2 separate regions of the Mus musculus genome follow, and region 1 is linked to region 2. A link is a loop called in an ENCODE intact Hi-C map of the cell type or tissue named here. Cell type or tissue: left cerebral cortex. All regions are shown on one strand. Links, peaks and the distances in the headings refer to the core of each region. The heading gives the core; the rest is flanking DNA. Region 1 holds the start of Klrb1c (killer cell lectin-like receptor subfamily B member 1C). Region 2 holds the start of Klrb1a (killer cell lectin-like receptor subfamily B member 1A).

Region 1 (14,124 bases), core at 1,323-9,322, 170 kb after region 2:
ACAGAATACATAAATAAAGAAGAAAACCACAGAACATGTGGATTCCCACCTCTGTTTAGTGTGACCTATTATCCAATGGCGTCACAGAGACTTAACTTACCCACCCTCACTGCCTGAATCCTCATCTTCAGAATGAGTACTAGTGCACCCGTCCAAGGAAGACAGCTTAGTGCCGCTGGAGTTTAGTTTAATAGACACTTAATAAACCAAACACTTAAGCCTTTTGGTTTGCTTTGTTTTTGTTTTGGTCACAATTATGATTTATTATTTTAGGCTCTGTGTACATGTGTGTTGTGTGTGTATTGGAGTTTAAGGGCTTGGAGTCAGCTCAGAACACACACAGACACCAAATTCTCAGCACAAAGGACATTTATTACCCTGGAGGGATTGCGAGACTGGTTGCCTCTGGATCAGGCAAAGACAGCAACAGGTGTTTTTTGCAAGAGTGGGTTTTTAAGGAGAAAAAGGGAAAGTCTGTGCCAGGTTCAGTTGGGAAGTCCTGATTGGCATGTTAGTCAGGGAAGCCAAATAATGGATTTTGATTACTGGACCTTGATGCTGGACCTCCTCGGTGATCAGCCTCAGGAATGAATCAGGCAGAAGGAAGTGGCTAAGTAAGGGAATAGACCTTGGGGGCTTTAGCAAAGGAGAGGAACAGGGGGTGGGTGGGGGGGCTGGGGGGAGGGGGAGGGGACAAAATCTGCTGGTGCCATCTTTGCCATGCTCAGGCCTGTTAGAGAGCCCTTTGTGTTAACAGCCCCTAATGGGTCTCAGAGGAATTTGGAAGCATGAAGGCAATGTGAAATTTCTCACTGGGTATGGGATACTGTCCTGTTCCTACTCACGTCATTGACCCTCCTCCAGGCCCAAGGGTCCCAATCATGTGAAGAGGCACCGATATTTATGATGGAAGCAGAGGAAGGATTGTGAAGCACAAGTCCTGGCCTCACTTACCTAAGACACTCATCCCAATCAGGGTCAGGACAAGGAGGATGAGCCCAGCACAGCTGAGCTTCAGAGCCAACCTGTGTGAACGTGGGCACCGACAGGCATCTGCGAAGTTAAAAACCTTGTAACTCATTTAAGCCAGTACAGAACATCTGGACTAACAGTTAAAGGTGATTTTGACTAACAAGGACAATTGGATTCAAGTAGAGGGTCGGCTGCAGATATGAGCCTTTCTCCACCATCTTAAAGCAGAATTCCAGGAGATGAACTCTCTGTTAGGTTCAGCTGTTTGCTTTGATAAAGCAGGACTGAAAGAATAATACTTATGTACGTATTATGCACAAAGGAGCATCGGCTGAATCAATCTCGATACATGTGATTGAGTGCTGTCCAAAAGTAAATGGTATGTTCTATTTTGGGAAGGGAGTCAGAGCATCTCTAAGGAAGATCCTTTAATCAAGAGATGCTTTTGATGCTCAGTTTTGTGGTACTGATGACTTTCAGTGCTAATGACATATGATTCTATTCCTGGACATGAAGTCTTCTTCACTGCTGTCTACAATGATCTCCAGTTTTGGATCAAAGGCGTGGCATCCAAGGAGAAGCATCTTGTGATTTCAGACAATATTTCAGTATTTCAGTTGTGTTAATCCCTCCTTATTGGCTGAATTCCAAAGCCCTCAGTGGATAGAGGAACTGAAACTGGCCAGTACCAGACTCTATGTACATTGTTTTACACACACACACACACACACACACACACACACACACACACACAGAGAGAGAGAGAGAGTGAGAGAGAGAGAGAGAGAGAGAGAGAGAGAGAGAGAGCATACACTAAGTACATATTATACAATGAGGTTTTCACAGCATTCTTTCCTACACTTTAAAGGCAGGGTTACCCCTTAGTCCAGGCTGACTGCTAACCCTCTGTGTGGCTGAAGATGACCTTGAGCTCCTGATTTTCCTGCCTCTGCCTCCCAAGTGGTGGAATTATAGGTGTGCACCACCCAGAACAAGTAGGGAATAGGAGACTATAAAGTACTCAGTCCTAAGTGGCACATCTGCATCTCATCCCACCGCAAAACAAAGCTCTGCCATTATCACAGAAGAGGGGAAAGAATGACTGCAGAGCCAGAGATGGTGGACAACTTCAATGAAACACTGTCTTTCAGACACAGTAGGGCAGTTGCATATATGAATTCAGGCCATTTGTGATAGCCTGCACAAGACCTTCGAAAGCTCAAGTCAGGTAAAGGCCCAGAGTAGTCGGGGGAGTTGGGCATGGAGTTCCAACGTCATCTGGGGAGTCATTGACAGCTGATGGCTGCTAGGAGTGGGAGAGTCAGTTTTGTTCAAGGATACAGTCCCTATGAGGCCACCTGTGCTCCAGGTCATGACCTTAAGCCCATGCACACACTGGCAGTGCTGTCTAGACTCAGTGGGAAAACAAAACCCCAAACCTTCAGCTTCTCAAGTCATGTCTTCCATGTTTGCAATCATAAACAGGGAAAGCAAACACTTGCCTGCACCTACCACACATAACTGGCCCCTCAAATCCCCCTCTGGTCAACAAAACCCTCCACTTTCCCAGACCCTATGTAAAGTTTATAATGCAGTTTTGGTGACTTTTTTCTCTGTACTTTTTTCCTGATTTTTTTTTTTCTTTTTTTTTCAGTTTTTTGAGACAGGGTTTCTCTGTATAGTCTTGGAGGTCCTGGAACTCACTTTGTAGACCAGGTTGGCCTCGAACTCAGAAATCTGCCTGTCTCTGCCTCCCAAGTGCTGGAATTAAAGGCATGCACCACCATGCCCGGCTTCCTGATTTTTTTTTTAACTATTTTTTTTTATAGTTTCTGACAAACAGCCTTAAAGAGTTGTGGGTTTACATTCTTGACACAGTATAGACAGGCTAGATTTTAAGCACTGCAGTTTTAGATAAGGAAACTCAGTTATGTCACTGAACTCCATACCATACCATGACCACTGTAGACATACTTTCGGCCTCTGTGTCTGTCTCTTTTCATCCATCCCTAAGTCATGGTACCCTTCATAAATGCCTCCTATCAGTCTTCCACATTTCTGGCAAACAGGGTGCCACATCCCTCAACTCCTCCAGTGCTCAGTGCTAGAATGGCATGGAGAGGAGTCGTGGTGTTTGTGTTCTGCAGAGAAGTCTGGACCAGGCAAGACGCTTTATAGTGAGTCTGCCTGCCAGAAGAATCTCTTTCCTTGTAGATATGAAATATCTTCAGGATCTTGTGGCTAAAGTCAAAAGAATACCTGCTCAAGTTTCACACTGACTGACTGATTAAAGATGGAACCAGTGAGCTTTTTATTAATCCAAAGTTGTAGCCATCTACACTCTTCAGCGCTGGTAGATGGTTGCTCACTTTCATAGCAATAACTTAAAACTGTAAGAAAAATCATAACTCTGGAAGATATTCTAATGTTACAAGGAAAAATAAAGTGACTGACCTGGGGGAAGAGATGGGGGTGACTCATGCCAAGCCCCCAGTGTCCTGGGTGGCTTTAAACCGAGGTAGATACTTGCTGTGTCCATTTCACAGGAGATGCAACACTTAACTGGTGGTGAGAAGGGACAAACTCCAAGGCCTTTGAGGTGAAATAAGCAAAAGAAAGTCCTCTGTGAATGCTCTGCTCTGTTCCCACACCCACTGATTCCTGTCTCTGAGGGTTTCTCCATGGTTACTGACTGACCTTGCTGTCTGTCCCACCCACACAGCTTACACACTACTGTCTTTTTTTTTTTTTTCTGTGTTCTTCCCTCATACAAAACACCATGACCACAGCTTTCCTTCCTTCCTTTCCTCCTACTTCCCCTTCCTCTCCGCTCCCCCAGATCCACTGCTCCTTTGTCTCCCTTCAGAAAGGAACAGGCCTCCCAGTGACATCAACTGAATACAGGATAACAAGATGCAATAAGACTGGGCACAAATCCTCTTACCAGGGTTGGATAAGACAGTGCAGCAGGAGGAAAAGATTCCCATGAGCAGGGAAAAGAGTCAGAGACACTCGAACTCCAACTGTTAGGAATTCCAGAAGAATACCAAGCTGACAGCCATAACATATATGCAGAGGGCCTAGTGCAGACCCATGCAGGCTTTATGACTGCTGCTTCAGGCTCTGTGAGTCCCTATGAGCCCTGCTTAGATGATTCTGTGGGCCATGTTCTCCTGGTGTCCTGGTGTCCTCCATGCCTCTGGCTCCCACAGTCCTTCCTCTGCCACTTTCATGGGGCTCCTGTGCTCTGCCTAATGTTTGGCTGTGGGTCTCTGCATCTGCTCCCATTACATGTTATTGTCTTAAGAAAGGAAGGTGTAACATGTGGTCTTCTTTTGTTCTGAATCTGGTAACCATTTGTTTTGAGTTATTCTCTCAAGGTGAATGCAGCCGAGGGTCAGTGAAATGCAACATTCTTCCTCAATTCAAATTTAAGTGACTGATTTTTACCAATTTACCAGCAATCAAGATACAATATATTATTGTAAAAATAAATAGTAATATGTGCAAGTCCACAGTTATACGTGACATGAGCTGAAGCTCTAAGATCCTCCTGAAACATCCATGCTGTGAAGGAAGCTGTGAGATGTGGACATGTCATGACTGTGGGAAGAATTCATGACTGACACAACAGGAAAAACACTGAGGGCGGAGCGACACCTGCAGCTCTGGCTCTACCCTGTCCTGAAGGTCCAGGTGGGTGTAACATCATTCACCTGAGTGAAAGGACTTCATCTGTCAGAGCTCAGGGAGTGGAGGACTTGGGTCTATGGGATGTGATAACTCCTCCAAGGGTTTCCAGGCCTAGAGTCTTAGAGCAAGGACTACTAATGCCGAGTCACACATTCACACATTATAAGTGATAAAGAAAAGCAAGGACTTCCTTAAAGTCACCTTCTGTGGTCAGAATGGAATTGTACCAGGCACTCATCACTAAATGACAGTGCAGGTGTCAGCTGGCTGAGAGTTCCAGGAGACAGAAGGTGCACACTCATAGCATATGCCACAAGATCACTGAAGAAGGAAGCAGGGGGAATTATATATGAGGGCCTCACAGCTCACTTAAGACTCAGTGGGGCCTCCTCAGCTGTCTCTGATGACAGCCATTTTACTCAACACAAGGCTGAGCATAGGGTTCTGCACCATGCTCCATCTATTTTTTTTTCAGTCCTCGTGAATTTGAGGCAAGCACTCAATTGCCTATGTTCCTGACGCTTCATGCTTTGCCTAGACCGAAGATTTTAGCAATCACACAATATTTTTCATCTTTAGTCATGATATTTTACAGTCAAATATAGAGAATCCATGAAAATGGATTCAACTTTTAGTACATAAAAGATTTCAGCATATATAAGAACCTCAAGCCTTAGTATATAAAGAACACACCCAAATGCTTATTAGTGATGCTTGTTTCTGCCCATAATCCCTTTCCTTTGCCAAGATAACAGGAGCCTTAGGTGGGGAGTGTGTGAATAAACTCTGCAAATATTTAGGTGGCTTATAACCACCTAATAACCTGGAAACCAATGAAAACTGTGGAGATGCGTTAGAAAGGTCAGGAAGGAGAAGGCTGATGCTCTTAGCAGAAGATTCAAATGGTGCTTTGAGGACATAGAGGTTTTACTGAGTTCTGAAGGTGTCTATGGCTTCTAGGAATCCACAGTGGCCTTGTGAAAAGTCACAGTTCTGAGGTGTGATGTTCTCTTTAACAGGCACTGGCTAAGGCGTGAAGTGACCAGAAGTGCCCAGAGTCTCATGTGTCTGTGGGCACAGCCAGCTGAGGTCACTGTGCTTGACACAGAATCTAGAGAACAGCACCGAATACCTGCATAACCACTACACAGGCCGAATACCTGCATAACTACTACACAGGGAAAAGCCCATAAAACCCTCTGAGAGTTCATACTTAGGGAACTCATCCAGCCATCTTACTTGGATTGTGTATGGGAGGGAATGTCACCACTTCCATTTCAGTCTGTAGCCCAAGAAGGCAGCTTCAGCCACCCATCCTCGAGAAGCCAATAGTGTGTGTATGGGGCAGGGGATCAGAAAAGGGAAACTTACGTCTTCAATGTGGCAACAACAGAAAGAAGAACACAGAGAGTAGTGACCCTGCCCTGCCAAATCACAGTTTTGGAGCCCACAGAACATAAAGGAAACAGCGTGTTCCAAGTGCAGTTCCCAGGCAGGTTCTAGGGAGAGTGAGACATGGGAATTATTAGAGGAGTGTCTTTATTTGGGATGATTGGTGAAGAGTTCGCTTGGGTGAAGAGCATTTGTAAAGCCTGGACCAGTTGAATTGGTTGGCAAATGCTTAAGCCACCGTGAGAACTGAGCACAGTGGTGTAAGCCTTTGATCCTAGCATTCGGGAGGCACGGGCAGGTGGATCTACAGGGCAGCTTGGTCTGCAGAGTGAGTTCCAGAGCAGCCAGGACTATGTAAAGGGACCTTGTCTTAAGAAACAACAATAACTATAACATAAAAATAAACCAGCAAAATAACAAATGGAGAAAATATTGTACACAGATCCAAAGAAACAGGGAAAGATGGCCCCATTGAAATGATGCTTCATAGACTAAGATGTCACAGATGTGTGAGCTGCTTGACAGAATTAAAAAAAAGAAATTGTCCTAAACATGCTCAGTGAGCTAACAGATCCCCAGAGAAAGCACTAATGGGAGGCAGGAAATGATGAACGGACACAATTATTTAACAATATAAATAAAAGCAAAAAGGAAGACATTTTGTATTTGTTATTTGGTCACCTCAGTAAATGCAGAGGTGAAGCAGCACTTGACAAGATTACACACCACTCCTGCTGAGGAGTTTATTAAGTCAGAGGGAAAGCCCATCTGTGAGGACAGAAGTAGACTGCATCTCTGTAGATGGCTCTATGTGAAGAGGCTCCTCCCACCACACCTGATGATCTGAGTTCAATTGTCAAGACCCACATGATGGAGAGGGATGCTTCCATAGCTGTCCTCTGTGCTCTGACCTCCACAAACACACTAAGGGACTCAGGTGTGCCATGCTTGCTCAACAAAGACAACTAGTCAGTCAATCACTTGATCAATGTGTTAAAACATTTTAAATCTAAAAGCCAGTGACTAACATCATTCTCCATGATGTAGACTGAAAACATTTTCTCTAAAACTGGAGGGTCTGCCCTCCCCACTTCTGTTTGCGATGACATGGGAAAATATCGAAGTGAACACGTGACATATTTGCTGTGTTTGTACTGTGATTCCTATTTGCACTGTGGAGCAGATGTGGAGTACTTACTGTATTGGATTTTCTAGGATTTGCATAGAGTACCACAGTCTGGGCAGCTGAAACAACAGGAATTTATATTCTCGGAGTTCTGGAAGCCAAAGTCTACAATCAGAGTGGAGGTAAGAGGACAATTGTGGGCATGAATCCTCTCACCTTCCTACCTTGTTTGTAACTGTTTTGTTTGTTTTTTATGCCCCAGTAGCCAGACTGAGAGGATCAGGAGCTTCTGAAGACGGTCCTGTGTCTGGCTCCCTTCTCCTCATAGAGCCATACTGGTATTATAGAAGTTTTCGCTTGTGATCATGGCCGGCCTCTCTCTTTCTATCTTCTCTCTTTCTCCCTGCCTTTCTCCAATAAAGCTCTAAAACCATAGACTGTCTCTGAGAGTCAAGTCCCCCTGTGCTTGAACGATGGCTCTTTCCCCTAAAGTGCTGTGTCTAACCTTCCCCCCACCCCCAAGGCACTCTAACCATGGACTGGACCAAGGACTCTCGCCCACATGGGAACCACCCAGAGCCCTCTCTCTCCCTGCCCTCTCCTCCCTTCGGCCCTGGGGATGGCCGAGCGACCCCTGGGGGCCCCCATTTTGTTCTCAGCTCTTCCGAGGTGTCCAGCTGTGTCTGGGATGCCTGAGACTAAGAACCTGTTATCTCTGGCCTCCGTGAGGCCCAGAGACCTTGGACTGCCCCTTGTCCACCTCCTGAGGGCTGAGTTCATAGCTTCCCACAGCCAGACACGCATCTGGGGCCATGTGGAAAGCATGCAGCAATCCTCTGGCGTCTGCCCACCCAGAGCATTGGAACTCTGGCAGGATGCAGGTTTTCTCCCACTCCCTTTATTCCCCCACGCTGCCCTACACTGCCCCACATCCTACATAGGGAATATACCTCCTGCCCCACATCCTACATAGGACATATACCACCTGGCCCACATCTTACATAGAGCATATACCTCCTGCCCCACATCCTGCATAGGGCATATACAACCTGCCCCACATCCTACATAGGGCATATACCACCTTTCCCACATCCTACATAGGGCCCATAACTTGCCATTCTTTCTTAAAGCTGAAGAATATGATCTATACACTCAACCCTTGCTGTCTATCTGTCCCTGGTGAAGCAAGCTTATCTGCTGCTTCCTTTTGGGCTGTTGTGAATCCTACTGCAGTGACTATGAACCCTGTCTCTCATCCTTCAGATATGCACTCCATGGCAGATTGCTGGATCCTTTGGTGCTCTCTATCATTGACTCAGTCTGTCAGTCAGTCTGTCATTGACTGATTGGATATTCAATAATCCATTTGTTTCTTTGCTTCTTTAGTCATGGGCCCTACTGTCTTCACAACAGCTCAGCCATTTTGCATTTCCACTGGCTGTAAACCAGCTTCAAGTTCACCAACAACAGCCTTGGCAAGCATCTCTTCTTTCTCCCCTTTCCATCCAGTCAATCCCTCTGACCACTTTTGCAGAATATATCAAAAGTGCTCTCAAACCCAGGAGTGGTAGAGCATGCCTTAGGTGGGTCAGTAACTTTGAGACCAGCCACGCTTATAGATTGAATTCCAGGACAGCCAGGGCTACACAGAGAAACCCTGTCTTGAAAAAACAAACAGCACTTCCCACACATTTCTAGGTAAGTACAGTGCAGCCATTAGTGCTCAACCCCAGGGAGAACAAGAGGAAACGACCGACCGCCTGACTTCTCAACCTGTGATAAATCAACAAGGAGAGAAGCTGTGCCCTGCAGTGGAACCCTGCATGTGGGAACAGAGTGGAGATAAGAGCCCACGTGAACTCTCTGGAACAAAACGATAAAATCATATCCAAGAGGAGTAGGCAGCAGGAATTATCAAACTCCTGGCAGAAGTCAATAAAATAGAAGCAAACAAACACAAAGAAACATATAACAGAGAGTTGGTTCTTTGAGAAAATCAGTAAGATTTGGCAAACCCTTATCCAAATTAATTAAAAGGCAGAGAGTGTATTGGAAATCAGAAACAAAAAAGGGGGAAATAACAACAGACATGGAGGAAATCCAGAGACCTATAAGGACCTACTTCAAAAACCTGTACTCCATCAACTGGAAAATATAAAAGAAATGAATGATTTTCTCAGTAGGTACCACATATAAAACTTAAATCAAGATCAGATAAGCAAGTTAAACAGATCTATAGCCCCCATGAATAGAATCAGTCATCATTAGAGTCTCCCAAACCCACCCCACCCCCAAAAATAGGGACAAATAAATGACTCCTGATGATATTCTCTAATATTCATAGACCAGTTCCTTACTAAGCCATCACCAGAGAAGCTTCCTCCCACAGCAGATGGGGACAACTGAGACCCACAACTTGACATTATGCAGAGGGGAGGGGCCTTGGAACAGGCAGTTCTAAATGTCTTCAGCAAATTCCTTCCTACAGCGCTCAGAGAATCCCATGGGAGAGGAGATGGAAAGAGTGTAAGAGCTAGAAACATGGAGGTCAGCAGCAGAACACGGCCCTGTAAATCAACTGAGCAAAGCTCTATGAATTCACAGAGCCTGCAGCAACAAGCACAGGTCTGCGTGGCTCTACCCTAGATCCTCTGCACACAGATTTTAGCTTTCAGATTAGTATTTTTATGGGATTCCTGAGTGTTGTGGTAAATCTCCAATCCCAATAAGCCTGTGCAAAGAACATACAACTCAGTTATTGTATTTATAAGCTGTGTGCCTAGATTGAATATATACACCACTACACTACTCCATTCCCCAGCTGGGAGATCCCTTGCTACTTGTGGCTCCTCCAGGCCACGTGGTTCTGCTCCATCTTCCTTCCACTTCCTCCTCCTTCACCTTCCTCTCTCTCCTCTGTCTCCTAGTTTCTCTCTCCTCCTTCCTCTCTCTCCCTCTCTAACATTTCCAGCCCCACCTTTCTCTTCCACTGCCCAGTCATAGGCTCCAGCCTTTATTTGACCACTTAAAATGGGGAGAAGGCTCAAATGGAATCACCTGAGTGATCCACTCCTCACTGGGGCAGCCCCTCTTGAGGAAGCAGAATTAGCATCAAAATACAAACAGCACCAGGGCAACCCACAACACCTGAGTGTGTGAGTGAGTGGATCTCTGACTCTTATGCCTGCTTTGGGGCTCTATTCCTTCTGTTGGTTTCCTTGTGCAAATCTGATGTGATGGCTTTTGTTTTGTCCTAATATATTTATTTTATTTTGTTTTTGTTGTGTTTTGTTGTTATCTTGTACAAGAAGACAGTTCTTTTCTAAGGAGAGACAGAGAGGGAGTGGATCTGGATGGGAGAGGAGGAATGGGGAAATGGAGAGGAGCAGAGGGAAGGGGATTTATTGTCTGATCAAAGAATCTATTTTCAGTAACAGGGGGTAAAAAGGAAAAGAGAAAAGAAACTCTAGGGATCCAGTGTTAAAGCTGTTCAGCAGCACCATTAGTGTCTGTCACACCCTGTGCACTGCATGCAAACTGGGAGCTCACTTAGGAGAAACCAGAGCTCCTGCTGGTGTCTCTGAACTCTGGCCATTACAGATCCAAAGACATTTCCTATTTCAAGGAGAACAGGAACTGTCCACCTTTGGAGCCTCTGCTTCTAAATCTGCTTGATCCGGTTGTTTCTCCTGTCCTAGGCAGCTTAAGCATCCAGACCTGTCTCAGCTCTTCCTTACTTTAAGCTGAGGCTCCTTGTTGTGTATATTTGTGTGTATACATACATACACATATATATGTGTGTGTGTGTGTGTGTGTGTGTGTGTGTGTGTGTGTATACTGAATATATATGTATACATATATAAGTACTGAATATATATGTATACATATATAAGTACTGAATATATATATATAATAATTCATTCATTTGTTGCACACTTCCATGAAGTTTGAGAACATATATAATCATAGAGTCTCCATCACAATCAAGGTATAAACCCAGACTCCACCCCAGGACCCCATGCCCTTCTGTAGACACTCCTTCCCTGTGTAGCCCAGCCCATGGCACCCTTCTCTTTCTGCTCTTACACACTTGCTTTTTAAGAACACCATGGGCTGGATCCCTGCAGTAGCAATGCATCTGAGAGCCACGCACAGTGCACTCCACAGCTGTGTGTCACACACCAACACAGCTGGATACAGCAGGAGATTCCAGGGCAGGAGAGATGTGAGGCGTGAGCTGGGATTACACAGGATGCATCTCACACCCTAAAAGAAAGACAGTGTTGCAAACAGGCCAGGAAAAACTAACAGGAAACTGGTGGGTAAAGTGTGAGCAGAATGAGAACAGGATGCTGGCCGTTAGAATTTCCCAGCAGAAAACCGCTGCTCTGTGGTCAGATTCTCTAAATAAAATAGTGCAAGGGGGTGGGGTTTTTGTGTTGTTTTTGTTTTGGGTGGTGATGATGGTGATGGTGGGGTGTGTGTGTGGGGGGGGGGGTCACACGTGCCATGGCCCACATTTAGAGGTGAGAGGACAACTATATGTATCTGGTTCTCTCCTTCCACTTTTGTGTAGGTTCCGGGGAGTGAACTCAGGTCGCCAGGCTTGAAGCTTTCCTCACAGGGCCATTTTGCTAGCCCAAGGGAAACTGTTTGGGCAGAAAGGTGCTTTAAGGGAAACTTAAGATGACCAGCGGGTTGTAGTTTAGGGACCTCTGTGGGCAGAAAGCTGCAGACATTTAGCCAGCAGAAGTAATGGGCAGGTGCAGGCATGAAGACCCCGTTTTCCCTTTTCACTCATTTTCCCCAGTGCTGTGTAAAGTTGGTTTACTTTGTCATGAGCTCAGGGATATTTGAGTTTTTGTAAAATATAAGGGTTAATTCATAAAGTCGTTGTAAACACAGACAGCTTTTTATGTGAACATGGGAATTTCCCTCAGAGGGAAAACACAGGGCATGAAGTAATTGAAGTATCAGTTTTAAAAATGCTCAACTATTTTCCCCCTAGTTTGGTAGCATTAAGAATATTCAATGCATTTACTATGTATGTGTTATTTTATCCCACATTTTGGCTCATTTCTATTATTTATTTAGATATTCATTTATTTATTTATTTTTGAGATAGGGTTTCTATATACAGCCCTGGCTGTCCTAGATCAGGCTGGTCTCGAACTCAGAAAACTGCCTGCCTCTGCCTCCCAAGTGCTGGGATTAAAGGCGTGTGTCACCACTGCTTGGTTCATTTCTATTTTTAAAGATCGTTGTGTATGTGTGTATTTTATGCGGTATGTGTGAGCACGATGTGTACTGTAGACAGTTCTCAGGTAGAAAAATGCCTAAAGACAGGTCCAACAGGCCCTGACAAGAACTAGCGGGGTCATAAGAGAAGAGGTGGTGCTGGAGTCGGTGGGAATTGCTGGTCTTCCCAGAGAAAACACCAGTGTGCTGTTAGGTTTGTCAGTTTGAACCAAGTTGGGAAGAGAGAACCCCGGCCGAGACTTTGCATCCATCAGATTGTCAACTCTATGGGGGCATTTTCGTGACTGGTGATAGATGTGAAACAGTCCATCCTTCTGTGGGCTGTGCCACCCTTTGGCGGGTAGTCCTGGGGTGTAGACAGGCAAATATGAGCAGGACATGAGGAACATGAGGAACAAGCCAGGAAGCAGTGTTTTTCTGAGTCTTCTTCAGCTCTTGTCCCAGCTTCCTTTCCTGGTGAGCTATTGACTGTAAATTTGTAGTTATACCCTCGATTATTTTGGACCCTGACGTTTTATCACAACAATTGAAACCTAATTAGGATGAACAGTATCACAGCCCCACACCAGCCCCGCCTTACATGGCTGTTCTGTGAACACGGCTCCCCCTTCTCCATCCTTTGGGCACTGTCTGGAGCCTTTTCTACCCCAGCTTCCTCTCTGAAGTTACTGACCGATTCCAGAGGCAGCAGAGGGGCGTTTTGTTGTAGTTGTTATGGAAAAGGCAAGGAGTCCCTGGGGTCCATTGCAGGACAAGGAAACTAGGAATTCTTTTCCTTGCTCGGCCTTTCTAAAACCCTCACCCACTTGCTAATCCAGAACCTTTATTACTCTGTCCCCTAAAGGTTTTGATCACGGGCGAGGATAGAGGGTTAGGGGACCACTGTATCTCAGGAGACATCCAAACATTTTACTCCACAGAGCCCAGCCAGGACATGTACTCAGAAAGCCACACCAGGTGAAAGAGGTCATCACACTAAGTGACTAAGAGGGCAGACGCCAGCACGCGCAAATCAAGTGCAGGGTGTGGACCAGCAGAAGTGTGGGGGTGCAGATCTCTATGGCTGGGTGTTCCCTGAGAGCCCACACTGTGAACCCTGAAGTTGATGTCAAAAACACCAGGCAGAAGAGAGATGGTGCAGAGTAGCTAGAGAAGTGTTCTCGGTGTCTCTGAGTGTCTGTGAGCCTTGGGAGAACGTGTAGATTTGAAGCTGGTTTCGATAAAACCAATTGAAATATCTGTTAAAAATCAATTGAAATTGATTACGTTGCTTAAAGGCAACAAAATGATGTCTTAATTGCAATTTAGTGAGGAGAGACGGGATTTATTTAGTTTTTCCTCTTTTTTTTTTTTTTTTTTTTTTTTTTTTTTTTTTAATCGAGACAGGGTTTTTCTGTTTAATTTTGCGCGCTCACTCGGAGTGTGTTTTGTGTGTGTGGTATAAGGCAAAAAAGGTGGCTGGAGAGACAGCCGTGGGTGCTGGGAACCGAACTCTTATATTTTTGGTTGTGAGCCTAGCCTTTAACGGCTGAGCCATCTCTCCAGCCCGCCCAGGAGGCACATTCTTGAGCTCATGTAGCTACCAGGCGTGGCTGAACGTCATTGCTATTGAAACTTTCATCATTCCCCGAATTCCTCTCAAAATCAAATACAAACAAAACCGAACTCTTGGCGGCGACCAT
Region 2 (17,443 bases), core at 3,810-11,809:
GAGAAACAGATAAGTGTTCTATACCAGTTGGCCCAGTTGGGCTGTGAAAGAAAATTAGGTGCTCTGTGTGAAATTAGGTGCTCTGTGTATTACTAGTGTTCAATATGAAAAATTTACTCGTGCAGCTAATCTGTCTAGGCAGCTTTTTCTATATCTTGCAGGAAATTGGTCTGAAGGATTCGATGAGATGCGGCCCTGAGAGCAGCCGTTCTAAAGATCAACTCGACACGAGTGGACCTGTCATTGACAGAGGGTCTCTCCTCCTAGATTTCATCTGCATTTTCTTATTTTAAGGAACGGGTGGGGGTAGTTTTATTTGCTGCTGCCATCTGCTGTGGACTTGTGTTTATGCTCTGGTTAGTTTGGAAGCTCAGAACCCAACAAAACTGTGACAAGGTCGTTATTGCTCAGGCACTTGCAGCCATTGAACAAGGGGCCTCCCCTGAAATTTGGCTGTCCATGCTTAAGACCTAAATGGCATCTGAGTTCTCTGCTATTGCATCCCACAGATTTGTGGATCCATTGCACTGGGATGTGAGAGACTCAATGCTCATTGCTCAGTACTTGCACATCGCTGAGGTTTACTAATTTGTTTTTTGGCTGGCCTCTTTTATAGAGTTCACCCTAGATCATTTAGCAGTTACTGTCACACAGTACTGCAGTATCCAGAGACAGGCAACTTTCCTCATGTACAGACCAACCTAAGACACGGGACCCGGTGGCGATAGGGCTACCCTATGACGGGAAAGGCTGTGACATTGGAGGAACGACCTAAGACAGGAGCCACAGCAGATGGACATAACTGCAGAGGCCTAGACCAGCCTCAAATTTTAATAAAATAAAAAGGGGGAGACGTGGAGAGCCGTGAACAATCGCCATTACAAGATGGCGCTGGCTTCCTCAGTGCCTAACTAGTAAACAAGCAATGTGCGCAGGTGCTGGAGTAAATTCATGCCAAGTCACTGCCCATCCCGGGGTGTAATAGTGGGGTGATGGGTGAGCAGCTAATCAGGAGCTGACACGTCACACAGAGGGGTATGTAAGCAGCTCCATTTTCCGGGTTCGGGATCTTCCTGAGAAGTAAGCAATAAAGCTTTGCCGTAGAAGGATCTGGTTGTCCGAGTGAGTTTTGCTGGCGCAATGTTACAAGGATACTCAGAGAAGAAGAAGGGGTGGGGAAGGATTGTGGGAGGGGGTGACCTGGAGGTGGGCAGTGAGCAAGATGTAAAGTGATTAAGTAAACAAACAAACAAACAAAAAACAAAGCACATCTTCTCCAAAGTTCTTTTTTTTGTCTAGTCCCCGGGCCTTAGAACGTCATTGTATACATACATACATACATACATACATATATACATACATACAAATATACACACATACATACAAAATCATAAAATGCTGGTATCTTTTCATACATGGAAAATTTCACATTTGGAATCATATTTTCAGATTGTTCATATACTGTCAGTGTTAGAGCCCTACACTGTTCTGACCTGAAATTAATATTCAAGTTACCTCCTCTAGTACTCACACATCAGAATTTAAAGTCGATCCATTTATCCACTTCCAGTTCATGTCTGGCAATGTGTACCTTAGTCCAATCCAAAATGAATTGTATTTTTCCTTTATTGAGTCCAGTAGGAATCTCTACAATCAAAACAGAGCAGAGGACTTAACCCTGAGTCTGTGTATTGGTGATTCACATTCTATCAGCCTCCTGAAACCTGTACCCATCCTGAGTCCCCAACACAGATAGTTCTTCCTCCTTTGTGAAATCTGTGCCCCATATTTATGATCCAAAGGACACTCACCTTACACATGTAGTTTTTGGCTCACATGTGCAATTAGTCTCTCAGACTATGAGCTTCCATAATGCAAAGTCTCCACTTTCTTAGAAGAACATGCTAATGTCTCTATTGTATTGGACATCTTACCAGTTCTTCTTGGTCTTGAATGAGCATCAAAGTGGCTCCTTTTCCATCACAATCAACTAGACCTTCCTCCCAAGTGTTGGAAACTTGAGAAACGTGAAAGCACTTATCTCGGTGTGAAAGCCAGTCTTGTGGGCACTCTAGCTTAGCTGAACAATCTGAAGCGAGAGGAAGACATGGTGTATTTCTACCCTGTTCTTGCTGCACCACAGCTGGTTACACACATTAGTTGCTTTACTAACACACACTTTTATTAACATGTACAGGAACAAGATTACTGTTATGACACATCAAAGAATTATAAATAACAAGGAATATACTTTTTTCTATTAGTATACATTAAACAGAGTTAACTGTTTGACACAGCGTTTTCTTAAGTTAATGATCAAGTATGCTAGCATCCCTAGGCAGTATGGCCAAGTGGTTGAGATCTCAAGCTTCAAGGTCACATAGTTTCAAAGATGCTACCAGCCTTATCAACTACCAATTATGAGACCCTCAACAAGTTTCTATGCAGCAATTTTCTCTAACATAAGATATGGTGATATAGCATGTTCAGAGATGGTTGTTGTAAGCCTTAGCTGACTGTAAGTAACCCCTGGTAAATAGCTAGTATTCTTGCAAAATACAAGGCACAAAAAATTACCTGTTGTTTTATTCAGGTTCTCTTGAATAAGCACATAGCATTTTTCTATTGATGGTTTTTGTATTAGGACTCGCACTGATAAATGAGAAAACACAGAGAGAGATTAACGCCAAAATGCATGGTGGAACAGGTATGCTCCATTTCTCACTCCAGGAAATCAAGTTATTTCAACAAACCTGAACTTCTGGACTGAGAATAAAATATTAGAAAACTGGGCTGAGGGAGGAGTGTGGAGACAATATACAAACAAAGAAGAAAAACACAGAACACGTGGATTCCCACCTCTGTTTAGTGTGACCTATTATCCAATGGTGTCACAGAGACTTAACTTACCCACCCTCACTGCCTGAATCCTCATCTTCAGAATGAGTATAAGCACCCCCTCCACAGAAGACAGCTTAGTGCTGCTGGAGTTTAGTTTAATAGATGCTTAATAAACCAACACCAGAGCCTTTTAGTTTGCCTTGTTATGTTTTTGTCACAATATGATTTATATTTTTAGGCTCTGTGTACATGTGTGTTGGAGTCTGGGGACTTGGAGTCAGCTCAGAATACACTCAGACAGCAAGTTCTCAGCACAAAGGACATTTATTACCCTGGAGGGATTGTGAGACTGGTTGCCGTTGGATCAGGCAAAGACAGCAGCGGGTGATTTTTGCAAGAATGGGTTTTTATGAAGAACAAGGGGAAGTCTGTGCCAGGTTCAGTTGGGAAGTCCTGATTGGCATGTTAGCCAGAGGAGCCAAATATTGGATTTTGATAACTGGACTTTGATGCTGGACCTCAGTGATCAATCTCAGGAAGGAATCAGGCAAAAGGGAGTGGCTAAGGGAATAGACGTGGGGGGTTTAGCAAGGGAGAGGAATGGGTGCTGGGGGGAGGGGAAAGGGGACAAAATCTGCTGGTGCCATCTTTGCCATGCTCAGGTCTGTTAGAGATCCCTTTGTGTTAACAGCCCCTAATGGGTCTTAGAGGAATTTGAAAGCATGAAGGCAATGTGAAATTTCTCACTGGGTTTGGGATACTGTCCGGTTTCTACTCACGTCATTGACCCTCCTCCAGGACCAAGGGGCCAAATCATGTGAAGAGGCACCGATATTTATGATGGAAGCAGAGGAAGGATTGTGAAGCACAAGCCCTGGCCTCACTTACCTAAAACACTCATCCCAATCAGGGTCACGACAAGGAGGATGAGCCCAGCACAGCTGAGCTTCAGAGCCAACCTGTGTGAACGTGGGCACCGACAGGCATCTGCGAAGTTAAGAACCTTGTAACTCATTTAAGCCAGTACAGAACATCTGGACTAACAGTTAAAGGTGGTCTTGACTAACAAGGACAATTGGAATCAAGTAGAGGGTCGGTTGCAGATATGAGACTTTCTCTACCATCTTAAAGCAGAATTCCATGAGATGAACTCTCCGTTAGGTTCAGATGTTTGCTTTGATAAAGCAGGACTGAAAGAATAATACTTATGTATGTATTATGCACAAAGGAGCATCGGCTGAATCAATCTCGATACATGTGATTGAGTGCTGTCCATTGGCTGAATCAATCTCGATACATGTGATTGAGTGCTGTCCAAAAGTAAATGGTATGTTCTATTTTGGGAAGGGAGTCAGAGCATCTCTAAGGAAGATCCTTTAATCAAGAGATGCTTTTGATGCTCAGTTTTGTGGTACTGATGACTTTCAGTGCTAATGACATATGATTCTATTCCTGGACATGAAGTCTTCTTCACTGTTGTCTACAATGATCTCCATTTTGAATCAAAGGCGTGATATCCAAGGGGAAGCAACTTGTGATTTCAGACGGTATTTCAGTATTTCAGTTGTGTTAGTCCCCCCTTATTGGCTGAATTCCAAACACCCTAATGGTTAGATGAACTGAAACTGTGGTTAGCACCAGCCTCTATATATACACACCCATGCACACACATTAAGCATACACTAAATACAATCTGACTGTAGCTTTCACAGTGTTCCTTCCTTAAATAGAGTACTTTCAAAATTTCTTTTTGTTGTGCTCTGTTATGTTTCTAAGACAGGGTTACTCCTCAGTCCAGGCTGACTGCTAACTCTGTGTGGCTGAAGATGACCTTGAGCTCCTGATTCTCCTGCCTCTGCCTCCCAAGTGATGGAATTATAAGTGTGCACCACCCAGAACAAGTAGAGAATAAGAGACTATGAAGTACTCAGCCCTAAGTGGCACATCTGCATCTCATCCCATCCCTAACCAAGGCTCTGCCATCATCACAGCAGAGGGGACAGAATAACTGCAGAGTCAGAGATGGTGGACAACTGTAATGAAACACTGTCTTTCAGACACAGCAGGGCAGTTGCACATATGAACTCATGCCATTTGTAATAGCCTGCACAAGACCTTCAAAAACTCAAGTCAGGCAAAGGTCCAGCATGGTGGGGGGAGTTGGGTATGGACTTCCAATGTCATCTGGGGAGTCATTGACAGCTGATGGCTGCTAGGAGTGGGAGAGTCAGTTTTGTTCTAGGATACAGTTCCTAAGAGGCCACCTGTGCTCCAGGGCATGACCCAAAAACCATGCACACACTGGCAGAGCTGACTAGACTCAGTGGGAAAACAGAACCCCAACCTTTAGCTTCTCAAGTCCCTTCTCCATGTTTGCAGTCATAAATAGGGAAAACAAGCACTTGCCTGCACCTACCACACATAACTGGCTCCCTCAAATCCCACTCTGATCAACAAAACCCTCCACTTTCCCAGAAACAATGTAAAGTTTATAACGCAGTTTTGGTGACTTTTTTCTTTGTACTTTTTTCCAAACTATTTTTTTTAAAGATTTATTCATTTATTATATGTAAGTACATTGTAGCTGTCTTCAGACACTCCAGAAGAGGGAGTCAGATTTCGTTACGGATGGTTGTGAGCCACCATGTGGTTGCTGGGATTTGAACTCTGGACCTTCAGAAGAGCAGTCGGGTGCTCTAACCCACTGAGCCATCTCACCAGCCCTCCAAACTATTTTTTAAAACTAGTTTCTGACAAACAGCCTTAAAGAGTTGTGGGTTCACATTCTTGACACAGTATAGAAAGGTTAGATTTTAAGCACTGCAGTTTTAGATAAGGAAACTCAGTTATGTCACAGAACTCCATACCATACCATGACCACTGTAGACATACTTTTGGCCTCTGTGTCTGTCTCTTTTCATCCATCCCTAAGTCATGGTACCCTTCATAAATGCCTCCTATCAGTCTTCCACATTTCTGGCAAACAGGGTGCTACATCCCTCAACTCCTCCAGTGCTCAGTGCTAGAATGGCACGGAGAGGAGTCGTGGTGTTTGTGTTCTGTAGAGAAGTTTGGACCAGGCAAGATGCTTTATAGTGAGTCTGCCTTACTTTCTCCTTGTAGATGTAAAATATCCTTTCTTCAGGGCCCGTAGCTAAAGACAAAAGGAATGCCTACCCAAGTTTCACACTGACTGACTGATTAAAGATGGAACCGATGAGCTTTTTATTAATCCAAAGTTGTAGCCATCTACACTCTTCAGCGCTGGTAGATGGTTGCTCACTTTCATAGCAATAACTTAAAACTGTAAGAAAATCATAACTCTGGAAGATATTTTAATACTACAAGGAAAAATAAAGTGACTGACCTGGGGGAAGAGATGGGGGTGACTCATGCCAAGCCCCTGGAGTCCTGGGTGGCTTTAAACCAAAGTAGACCCTTGCTGTGTCCATTGTGCATAGGAGATGCATCACTGAACTGGTGAGCAGGGGCAAACTCCAAGGCCTTTGGGGTGAAGTGAGCAAAAGGAAGTCCTCTGTGAATGCTCTGCTCTGTGCCTACACCCACTGACTCCTGTCTCTGAGGGTTTCTCCATGGTTACCGACTGACCTTGCTGTCTGTCCTGCCCACACAGCTTACACACTGCTGTCTTTTTTCTTTTCTTTATTCTTCTCCCACGCAAAACACTCTGACCACAGCCTTCCCTCCCTTCTTTCCTCCCAGTTCCCCTTCCTCTCCACTCCCCCATCCACTGCTCCTTTGTTTCCCTTCAGAAAAGAGCAGGCCTCCCAGTGACATCAACTGAATACAGGATAACAAGATGCAATAAGAGGGCACAAACCCTCTTACCAGGGCTGGATAAGACAGTCCAGTAGGAGGAAAAGATTCCCATGAGCAGGGAAAAGAGTCAGAGATACCTGAACTCCAACTGTTAGGAATTCCAGAAAAACACCAAGCTTACAGCTATAGCATATATACAGAGGGCCTAGTGCAGACCCATGCAGGCTTCATGACTGCTGCTTCAGGCTCTGTGAGTCCCTATGAGCCCTGCTTAGATGATTCTGTGGGCCATGTTCTCCTGGTGTCCTCCATGCCTCTGGCTCCCACAATCCTTCCTCTGCCACTTTCATGGGGCTCCTGAGCTCTGCCTAATGTTTGGCTGTGGGTCTCTGCATCTGCTCTCATTACATGTTATTGTCTTAAGAAAGGAAGGTGTAACATGTGGTCTTCTTTTGTTCTGAATCTGGTAACCATTTGTTTTGAGTTATTCTCTCTTGCGTGCGCCCGACTCACCAGCAAGAACGATGCTGCAACAGGATCCTTCTGCACAAGTTTATTGGGAGAGCTTGATAGCAGAGGCAAAGAGATCCCAAGCCCAGAACTGGTGCTGCTTATATAGGCCTAGGAGAGGTGTGTCTCACACCCGGATTGGTTATGCATGGGTTATGCTTACCACCTCATTTGCATTTCTCACATCTGATTGGTTAACTTGACTCTCATCTGATTGGCTAGCTTCTCTCTCATCTGATTGGTTAATTCTCAAAACCTCATCTTGGCAAAAAACTTTACTGCCTATGTATGCGTGGTGGCCAGCGGAAGCCAGTGCCACCTTGCAACGGCACATGTGGCTTCCCACAATTCTCTCAAGGTGAATGCAGCCCAGGGTCTGTGAAATGCAACATTCTTCCTCAATTCAAACTTAAGTGACTTCTTTTACCAATTTACTGGCAATCAAGATACAACAATATACTATGCTATGTTGTAAAAATAAATAGTAATATGTGCAAGTCCACAGTTATATGTGACATGAGTTGAAGCTCTAAGATCCTCCTGAAACAGTCATGCTGTGAAGGAAGCTGTGAGATGTGGACATGTCATGACTGTGGGAAGAATTCATGACTGACACAACAGGAAAAACACTGAGGGCAGAGCCCCACTTGCTGCTCTGGCTCTGCCCTGTCCTGAAGGTCCACGGGGATGTAACTTCATTCACCTGAGTGAAAGGACTTCATCTGTCAGAGCTCAGGTAGTAGAGGACTTGGGTCTATGGGATGTGATAACTCCTCCAAGGGTTTTCAGTCCTAGAGTCTTAGAGCAAGGACTACTAATGCCAAGTCACACATTCACACATTACAAGTGAAGAAGAAAAGCAAGGACTTCCTTAAAGTCTCCTTCTGTGGTCAGAGTGAAATTATACCAAGTCCTCACAATTACAGAGCTTTGCAGCTGTCAGCTGGCTGTGAGTTCCAGGAGACAGATGGTGCACACTCATCGCAGAGTGCTCAGACGCATCCGCCAAGACCAGTGAAGAAGGAAGCAAGGGGATGTATATCTGAGGGCCTCACAGCTCACTTAAGACTCAGTGGAGCCTCCTCAGCCATCTCTGACGTCAGCCATTTTACTCAACACCAGGTTGAGCACAGGGTTCTGCACCATGCTCCATCTATTTATTTTTTTTGTAGTGCTGGGAGTTGACCTTCGAGCCTCATGAATTTGAGGCAAGCACCCCTTCACCTATGTTGCTGACCTTTCATACTTTTCCTAGACTAAAGATTTTCGCAACTAAATCTAAATAAAACAGAATTTCCCATCTTGGGTCATGATATTTTACAATCGAATGTAGAGAATTCATGAAAATAGTCTCAACTTTCAGTACACAAAAATTTCAGCATATATAAGGACCCCAAGCAAAGGTATATAAAGAACACACCCAAATGCTTATTAGTGATGCTTGTTTCTGCCCATAATCCCTTTCCTTTGCCAAGATAACAGGAGCCTTAGGTGGGGAGTGTGTGAATAAACTCTGCAAATATTTAGGTGGCTTATAACCACCTAATAACCTGGAAACCAATGAAAACTGTGGAGATGCGTTAGAAAGGTCAGGAAGGAGAAGGCTGATGCTCTTAGCAGAAGATTCAAATGGTGCTTTGAGGACATAGAGGTTTTACTGAGTTCTGAAGGTGTCTATGGCTTCTAGGAATCCACAGTGGCCTTGTGAAAAGTCACAGTTCTGAGGTGTGATGTTCTCTTTAACAGGCGCTGGCTACGGTGTGAAGTGACCAGAAGTGCCCAGAGTCTCATGTGTCTGTGGGCACAGCCAGCTGAGGTCACTGTGCTTGACACAGAATCTAGAGAACAGCACGGAATACCTGCATAACTACTACACAGGCCGAATACCTGCATAACTACTACACAGGCCGAATACCTGCATAACTACTACACAGGCCGAATACCTGCATAACTACTGCACAGGGAAAAGCCCATAAAACCCTCTGAGAGTTCATGCTTGGGGAACTCATCCAGCCATCTTACTTGGATTGTGGATGGGAGGGAATGTCACCACTTCCATTTCAGTCTGTAGCCCAAGAAGGCAGCTTCAGCCACCCATCCTCGAGAAGCCAATTTAAATAGCCAAACTAATAGTGTGTGTATGGGGCAGGGGATCAGAAAAGGGAAACTTCTTTTCTGTGGCAACAATGGGAAGAAGAACACAGACATTAGTGACCCTGCCTTGCCAAATCACAGTTTCGGATCCCACAGAACATAAAGGAAACAGCAAGTTCCAAGTGCAGTTCCCAGGCAGGTTCTAGGGAGAGTGACATGGGAACGATTAGAGGAGTGTCTTTATTTCCACCTGGGCTGATTGGTGAAGAGTTCCCTTGGGTGAAGAGCATTTGCAATGCCTGGAGCATGTGACTTAGTTTTCAAATGCTTGAGCCACTGTGAGAACTGGGCATAGTGGCTTAAGCCTTTGATGCCAGCACTTGGGAGGCAGAGGCAGGTGGATCTCTGTGAGTTCAAGGCCAGCCTGGTCTACAGAGTGAGTTTTAGAACAGTCAGTGCTATGTAGAGGGACCTTGTGTTAAGAAACAACAACAACCTAAAAATAAACCAGCAAAATAACAAATGGAGAAAATATTGTACACAGATCTAAAGAAACAGGGAAAGATGGCCCCATTGAAATGGTGCTTCATAGACTAAGATGTCAAAGATGTGTGAGCTGCTTGACAGAATTTAAAAAAAAAAAAGTTCTAAACATCCTCAGTGAGCTAACAGATCCCCAGAGAAAGCACTAATGGGAGGCAGGAAATGATGAACGAACACAATTATTTAACAATATAAATAGAAGCAAACAGGAAGACATTTTGTATTTGATATTTGGTCACCTCAGTGAATGCAGAGGTGAAGCAGCACTTGACAAGATTACACACCACTCCTGCTGAGGAGTTTATCAAATTAGTGGGGAAGCCCATCTGTGAGGACAGTAGTAGACTGCAGAGATGGCTCTATGCGAAGAGGCTCCTCCCACCACACCTGATGATCTGAGATCAATTGTCAGGACTCATCTGATGGAGAGGGATGCTTCCACAGCTGTCCTCTGTGCTCTGACCTCCACAAACACACTAAGGGACTCAGGTGTATCATGCTTGCTCAACAAAGACAACTAGTCAGTCATTCACTTGATCAATGTGTTAAAACATTTTTAAATCTAAAAGCCAGTGACGAACATCATACTCCATGATGTAGACTGAAAACATTTTCTCTAAAACTGGAGGGTCTGCCCTCCCCACTTCTGTTCATGATGACGGATATATATCGAAGTGAACACGTGACATAATTGCTGTGTTTGTACTGTGATTCCTATTTGCACTGTGGAGCAGATGTGGAGTACTTACTGTATTGGATTTTCTAGGATTTGCATAAAGAGTACCCCAGTCTGGGCAGCTGAAACAACAGGAATTTATATTCTCAGAGTTCTGGAAGCCAAAGTCTACAATCAGAGTGTTCTCAAAGTTGATTTCATCAGAGGCCTCCCTCGTGATCTCAAAGCGATCTTCTTGTTTCTCTATTCCCACCTCCCCTCCCCTGTATCTGTGCCCAAATCTTTATGTTATCAGTCATAGTAGATTAGGGTAAAACTCAAAAGCTCCATTTTAGCTAATGAACCAAGACTCTGTCTTCATTACAGTTTTATTTGGAGGCATCAAGGCTTTTTTTATTGTTAACACTCTAGAACATTTGTGTATTTAATATGTGTATGTGTGTGTGTGTGTGTGTGTGTGTGTATGTGTGTGTGTGTGCACATGCTATGACATGTGAACTCACAAGAATTGGTTCTCTCCATCCACCCTGTGAGTTTTAGTGATCAAATTCTGCTCATCAGATGTGGCTGTCAGTGCTGTCACCCTTTGAGCCAGCTCTAAATGTCTGTGTGTGTGTGACTGAATATCATAGCTGAATGGATGGTTGCAGGACAAATAGCAAAGACTCATGACTTCTAAACACCAAGAAAACCATCGATTACCATCAGACTTTAAGGCAAACTCTTCTGCACAGGAAGCACTCTTCCTGACTTTTCCTAGAATAAATGACAGCAGTACTCATAAAACTTTCAAAATCATGATGAAATAAGACACTTGCTAAAAGCCTTTAATAGTCAAGGCTCAGAATTTTCCACTGCAAACAAGAGCAGACCAGTTGTCTCTGTGCACAGGAAATACCAACCGCAAAGGTCTCCAAAAAAGCAGGTTTTTGTAATTATGGTCAGTAGACACAGTAACCATTTAAAGTACTAACAGGCCTATTAGCACCTGTGTGGAGTCTATGAACATCGATTTTGTTTATTTCTGTAACAAATGGTTCTATAATTCTGTTGTAAAAAACAAAGATCGTAGATGGGGAAAGGAAGGGGACACAGCCCTGGAATTCACTCTTCTTCAAGTCCCCCTGTTAAGGCTTAGGTAAAATATTAAGGCCTAGGTAACTGTTCCTGGCCAGCCTGCTATTAAAAGAAAACTTTCTCATATGTTTCTGCTGTTACTAGAAAATTTTCTAATGCCAAGGTTGGCATATTCTGTTATGTTCTGTGCTCTTGGAAACCAGTCATGATAGAAGTCAGGAGAACTGTTTTGTATGGTTATCTACAACAAGCTTCAACCTGAACCAACCACACAACAGCACATCCTGCATCTATACATAAGCTTTTATGGTAAAAGCTGCCCCTGGGGTGGACCCCAACATAAGAGAGACACCTGCACCAATATAAAAACCCTATTTGGAATAAGACTTCCATTTTGAGTAGTGGTCCAGTAAAATTAAAGCCCCCAAGAACTCCCTGGGAACTGACATCCTACATGGCAGAAAGGGACATGTACATGGGTAATTGACATCCTGGTTGGTAAGTTAAGACATGGATGTTAGATATATCCCATCCTGGTAGACAAGACAGGACATGAATTTTAGATAAGGCAAGTCCCTTGCTACAGTTGAATACCCCGATAATGGGAGCAGGATAAATGTACAACCAAGACATGTTCCTTAGGAAATCCCCTAAGACCTGGTTGGTGAAATAACACAGATATTTGTGGATTTGGGGATTAACAACCCTGTAGGATCTTAACTCAGGGTCCAGTTCAGTTCCTGAAACTGGACCATGGCCCAGGTTGGCCAGCCCTGGGGCATATGCTCAATAACTCTCCCAGCCTGACTGAGATGGGTGTCCTTGTGGTTTGTGAGGCAATTCTTGAACCCCAACACTCCCTTTCCTAGACAATATGGCCCCCTTATTAGGTGGTCAGCGTCTCTACACACAAGCCTCACTATCTGTTGGGAGGGTTGCATGTAAGAACTGAAGTATAGAATACACATCATGTGAGACTATGTGCATATGAAGCTGGACTCCTGGAATTAAAAGCAAAGGCAGGTGTGTGTGTGTGTGTGTGTGTGTGTGTGTGTGTCTGTGTATGTGTGTATGTGTATGTGTGTATGTGTGTGTGTGTGTGTCTGTGTGTGTGTGTGTGTGTATGCAGTGTGTGTGTGTGTGTGTGTGTGGGTGTGTGTGTGTGTTGTGTGTGTGTGTGTGAGTGTGTGTGTGTGTGTGTGTGAGTGTGATGTTGTGTGGATGGATGGTTGTGCTGTTAGGAATGGAGTGACAGTAGAGAATGTACCTGAAACACAGGAAGTCCCAGACGGGTGACCAACGGTTCTAGGTTGTGAGTATACAACCAGATAAAAAATTATATAGACAAATGCATTTTATTTATATTTATGGTGAGCTCACATGAGGGGCAAATGCAAATAATTTCTGAAACCTCCTATCACCCCTTAGCTGTGAGAGTTACCCCTGTTTACACAGGAAGCAAGGGATTTCCTCAGCATGCATTTTCCCTTGACTTCTCAAGTTATTTTCTGTGAAGCTTTCCCGTATGAGTGTTAAACTTCTGTGCTGTGTGTTCTTCAGAAATACCAGGTGTATACATGTCAGATTTCATAGTTATTTAACTCTTACCCTTTCCGTTGCTTTATCGTGTCTGACAGGTAGCTTAATACCCTCTTACCTCCTTTAGTTCTCATTGTCTCTGCTAACTGTGCTCATTTATTTCTGTTTTCATGCTTCATTCCTTTCATTTAGGCTATTGCAGAAATCCTCTTACCAAAGTCAAAGCTGTCCATAATTTACCGACTATGATAAGATTGCCGAATGATATTATCTAATTTATCCTAAAATATTCCTTTGGATACAAATTCTTCATCAGTTTTCAGATTTGTTCCCTGCCCCCTGTCCAGCCCCACCCCTGCCTCCCCGCCTATTCTGGTGCAGTTTGTGGTAAAGGAAGGTCAGAGCCATGCCTATGCAAAGTCCACAGCAAGCTATTGTGATAATTAAGCTCTGAGTGTGGAAATGTCAGGGATCTGCTGGATGAAGGTTCTTTCCCTCCACCTGGATAGGCAAGAAGCTTTGCCATTTCCAGTCCTGGCAGCTTTTGCTTCCCTGCAATTATCCTCAGTGACTGCAGAAGAAGCAAGCCAAGGGACTATTTGGGAATCAGCAGCAATTGGCGCCCTCTAGTGTTCAGTCATTGGGCAGACCTCTACTACCAGTATCCTCAGCTCTCAATACAGACCCCATGGCTCCTGACCTTTCTGCCTTTGGCAGAAACCTGTGTTACAGCTCTCTCAGCCCCGGGTCTAAGACCCTTGTGCATGAAGACTTGGTAGCTCTCCAGGACTCTTTCTGGCAACAAGGACCCGAGATTTCTCTCCTCTCTCTCCTTACAGCCCTTTATGCTTTTTCAACCTCAGCTCTGCCCTCTTTGTCCTCTTTCCCATCTTCCTTCTCGCTCCTTCCCTGACTGTTCACAAACCAATCAACTGCTGCTTCTTCAGCTGTCCAGCAGCAGCTGCCTTGCTGTGTCCCCAGCACGACTGCCTACACTCAGCGGTCCCTGCCTCTGCTCTTCTGTGTCCTGTGCTGTGTCTCTGCTCTCGGCCCTCCCTGCTCCTACTTCCCTAGTGTTACCAGTTCAGCCCGAACCACTTAGAGAAGGCATGAAAAGACCTCTCTTCTGCTTCCGGGTGCCACACGTTCTCCACCATCACATCCTGCGTCTCCCTGAGCTCGGGAACAGCTTTAACAAGGGCTGAAAATTCTGAAGCTGGGCCAAAGACATTCCTCCTGCTTTAAGTTTTTCTCTCAGCTAACACACCCTGGAAAGAAGAAGAAAACGGAAGAGGAAGAGGAGGAGGAAGAGGAGGGAATATATTTCCAGATATCTGTAATATTCCTCTGAAGCATTCCAGCATGCAGAACAATGTTGTCACGACTCTAGTTAGCAGTGTGAACCTGGACGAGGAAGGAGCAGGACAAAAGTCTCATGTAATAGCCAACTTTACTTGGAGCATCAGACAGTGTATGTGTATTCTGAGGGTTGAGCAAGGTCTTATGAGCAAGGCTCACGTGAGTTGAAGCTACATACAATCACAGGGCAAGGTGTATTCACATGAGTTCCGGCTGTGTACAGCTTCGAGGACAGCCCATGCTTGGGAACATCATTTGAAGTGAGCTAACGGTAATCTGAAGTCAACCCACTCCTGTGTACTACACTTGGGAGCGGCACAAAAGCACGTTCCAAGAACAACGCTTTGCTTTGGAGGGCTGAGGTCCCAGGACGCTTGTCCTGTTCTCCTGGAGTCTTCTCATGAGCAATCTGGGTTCTCACCCATTGTCACTCATGGACTATGGACTGACAAACAGAGCGTTGATAGTCCAGAGTGTCTGATCAATAAACAAGGTTTTTAACCTTTCAGGCAACACAACCCGTGTGCCTCCAAACAGGAAGCAATCAGGAGAACTGGATGTTGTCCAAATAATTTATCTTTTGAGCCCAGAGCACTGGGAGGCCAGGGTCCTTCCCCAGCAGAGGGGCAGAGGGTCGTTGCTGTCTTGGGGGTCCACAGAGGTTATCAGGAAACAAGATGATATCAGGAGGGAAGGGGAGTGAGTCAGGAGATGTGCAAGGGAATCGCACAGCTCTGACTGACGAGCACCCAGCTGCTTCTTTATTCACACAGGTTCCACAGATCAAAGGCAGACAAATGATTACCCAAGTGCTACAGATTGTGTTTGAGTTTTCATTACATGCCCAGGGTTACACATTCAGTCTCAATTAGAGAACAGAACAGATATTGCTTTTATTATCAACCCTAAAATTCCAGCTTAGAGAATGTCACCTCCAAAGCAAACACATTTATTATATGACAGCCTTCTTTTAGGATGGCAATGTTTATAGATTGAGAGCACTCCAGACAAACAGAAAATATCTAAAGTGGTCTTTGTATGAATACCAAACATTAATACCTAGCTCCTGTGCTACAAAGCAGGAAAATTTTATATTATTGAACCTATCGTATTCACTGAGTCTGTTTCTCCAAGGGTGTACCTTGTACAACACCCCCCTCCCCCAATTTTTAAACTATATTTTCAGACAGCTCTAAGCCTATAATAAAAAGTGACCTTGAATCTGTAACCTAGTCTCTTGGCCTGTCAGAGTTTGTCAGTTGTCTCTGTTTGCCCTGCACCAACCACAGTGTTTGGGTTTGCTCAGGGGCAGGCACCCCAAGAAGATTCATGGAGTACTGGCCTCCTTTAGCTATGTGCTCAGTGACCTCCAGAGCATGAGGAAGACTTGCAAATGGCAGCCAGATAAAGGTAATTTTAAGAGGTTTCTAAAAAGAATCAGATATCATTTTCTTTGGAGAAGACATGAAGTGAATCATAACACAGAAAGTCCCCAAGAAATGCAACACACGGAGACCCAAACCTAAAAGTTAGAAGGACAGCGACGGCAGCAATCGCTCAGCTTCACTGGAACTGTCAAGCGCTGTGCAGACTCCATGAGTCTTGCTGATTCCAGTGGGTATGGCAGTGCCACTGGAATTTGTAGCATCCGTTCTCCCCGCCCCCACCTTTCCTTGTCTGTCCTGGAGCTTGCCATGTAGGCCAGGGTAGCCTCAAGTTCACAGAGATCTGCTTCCCTCTTGACTGCTAGGCTTCAAGATGTCCTCCACCAAGTCCAGCAATTTTTAACACTCTTGACATCTTACCAACTTCTTCCCAAAGGCTGTGTTATTTTAATCAGGTTCTAACTAGGTCACAATGCCAATTCACTCGTTCTCTATTTACTTTATTGTAAGAATACAACACAGTATTTCTTTTTAAAAATTTTTAAAATTAATTTTTGCTTTATATGTATGAGTGTTTGCCTATATGCATAGGCACCATCTAGCCTGGTGCCCAAGAAGGCCTATACTCAGGAAAACTGGAAAATCTGGATGACATGGACAATTTTCTAGACAGATACCAGGTACCAAAGTTAAATCAGTATCAGATAAACCATTCAAACATTCCCTTAACCCGTAAAGAAATAAAAGCAGTCATTAATAGTCTCCCAATCAAAAAATGCCCAGGACCTGATGGGTTTAGTGCAAAGTTCTATCAGACTGTCAAAGAAGACCTAATACCAATACTCCTCAAACTATTCCACAAAATAGGAACAGAAGGAACACTATCTAATTCATTCTATGATGCCACAGTTATGCTGAGTATTCTCCCTTGGAGATGGAAAAGTTTTTGTCTAATCAGGAAATTGTCACAATTTTCTTTCATAGAGAACTTCATAAGTGATTTGTTCCTACTTCTATCATCTTTAATGTTCCAAATAGATTTTAAAAACTGGTTGAGTGCATATTACTTTTAGCTTCAGGAGAGATCATGTATATTTAGAGGCATTTAACTATTTAAATTATTTCGATGACTTAAAAAAAGGGTTTAGGCTATAACAGAAAACTAACTCAATTATACTTTTGGAGATTTTTTTCTCATACTGCTTTGTTTAGGTATTTATTACCTTATTTTTTTTTTGTTTTGTTTTGTTTTGTTTTGGTTTGGTTTTGGTTTTGGTTTTTCGAGACAGGGTTTCTCTGTATAGCCCTGGCTGTCCTGGAACTCACTTTGTAGACCAGGCTGGCCTCGAACTCAGAAATCCGCCTGCCTCTGCCTCCCGAGTGCTGGGATTAAAGGCATGTGCCACCACTCCCGGCACCTTATTGGTTTTTTGTTTAATATCATGGTTTCTGATTTTGTGTTTTTACAGGGTGGGGTGGTGGGGTGGGTATAAATGTGTTTTTTTGGTTGTTTGTTTATTTTGTTTCATTATTGTGTTTTTTTCTTTTTATTTGCCTGTTTGTTTTCTAAAGAGAATGAAATCTTGGAGTTGGAAGAGTCAGGGAAATGGAGAGGATCTCAAAGGAGAACCATAATCAG

Evidence for each region. Hi-C counts contacts between places; a loop is a spot of excess contacts. Peaks named below come from ENCODE experiments on the same cell type or tissue, not always from the same donor. Only the 100,000 strongest peaks of a DNase experiment are listed, where the experiment ranks them.
Region 1: it touches region 2 in a loop (19-fold over the local background); 10 of 42 quality-filtered maps call a loop at or near these places.

What each region holds. Positions count from the first base shown.
Region 1 is chr6:128,784,971-128,799,094 of GRCm38, forward strand. Klrb1c (killer cell lectin-like receptor subfamily B member 1C) reads right to left here and starts at 3,671. Exons shown (of 6, transcript NM_001159904.1): 1 at 3,427-3,671; 2 at 955-1,053. The coding sequence starts at 3,655. It overlaps Gm34755 (a long non-coding RNA gene), which reads left to right and starts at 13,739. Exons shown (of 4, transcript XR_378057.3): 1 at 13,739-14,124. In left cerebral cortex, for the core only: no CTCF peak of the experiment used is centred there; no DNase peak of the experiment used is centred there.
Region 2 is chr6:128,616,523-128,633,965 of GRCm38, forward strand. It overlaps Klrb1a (killer cell lectin-like receptor subfamily B member 1A), which reads right to left and starts at 6,412. Exons shown (of 6, transcript NM_010737.3): 1 at 6,209-6,412; 2 at 3,730-3,828; 3 at 2,578-2,652; 4 at 1,935-2,089; 5 at 1,532-1,647. The coding sequence starts at 6,311. In left cerebral cortex, for the core only: no CTCF peak of the experiment used is centred there; DNase peaks (open chromatin) are centred at 6,468 and 8,093.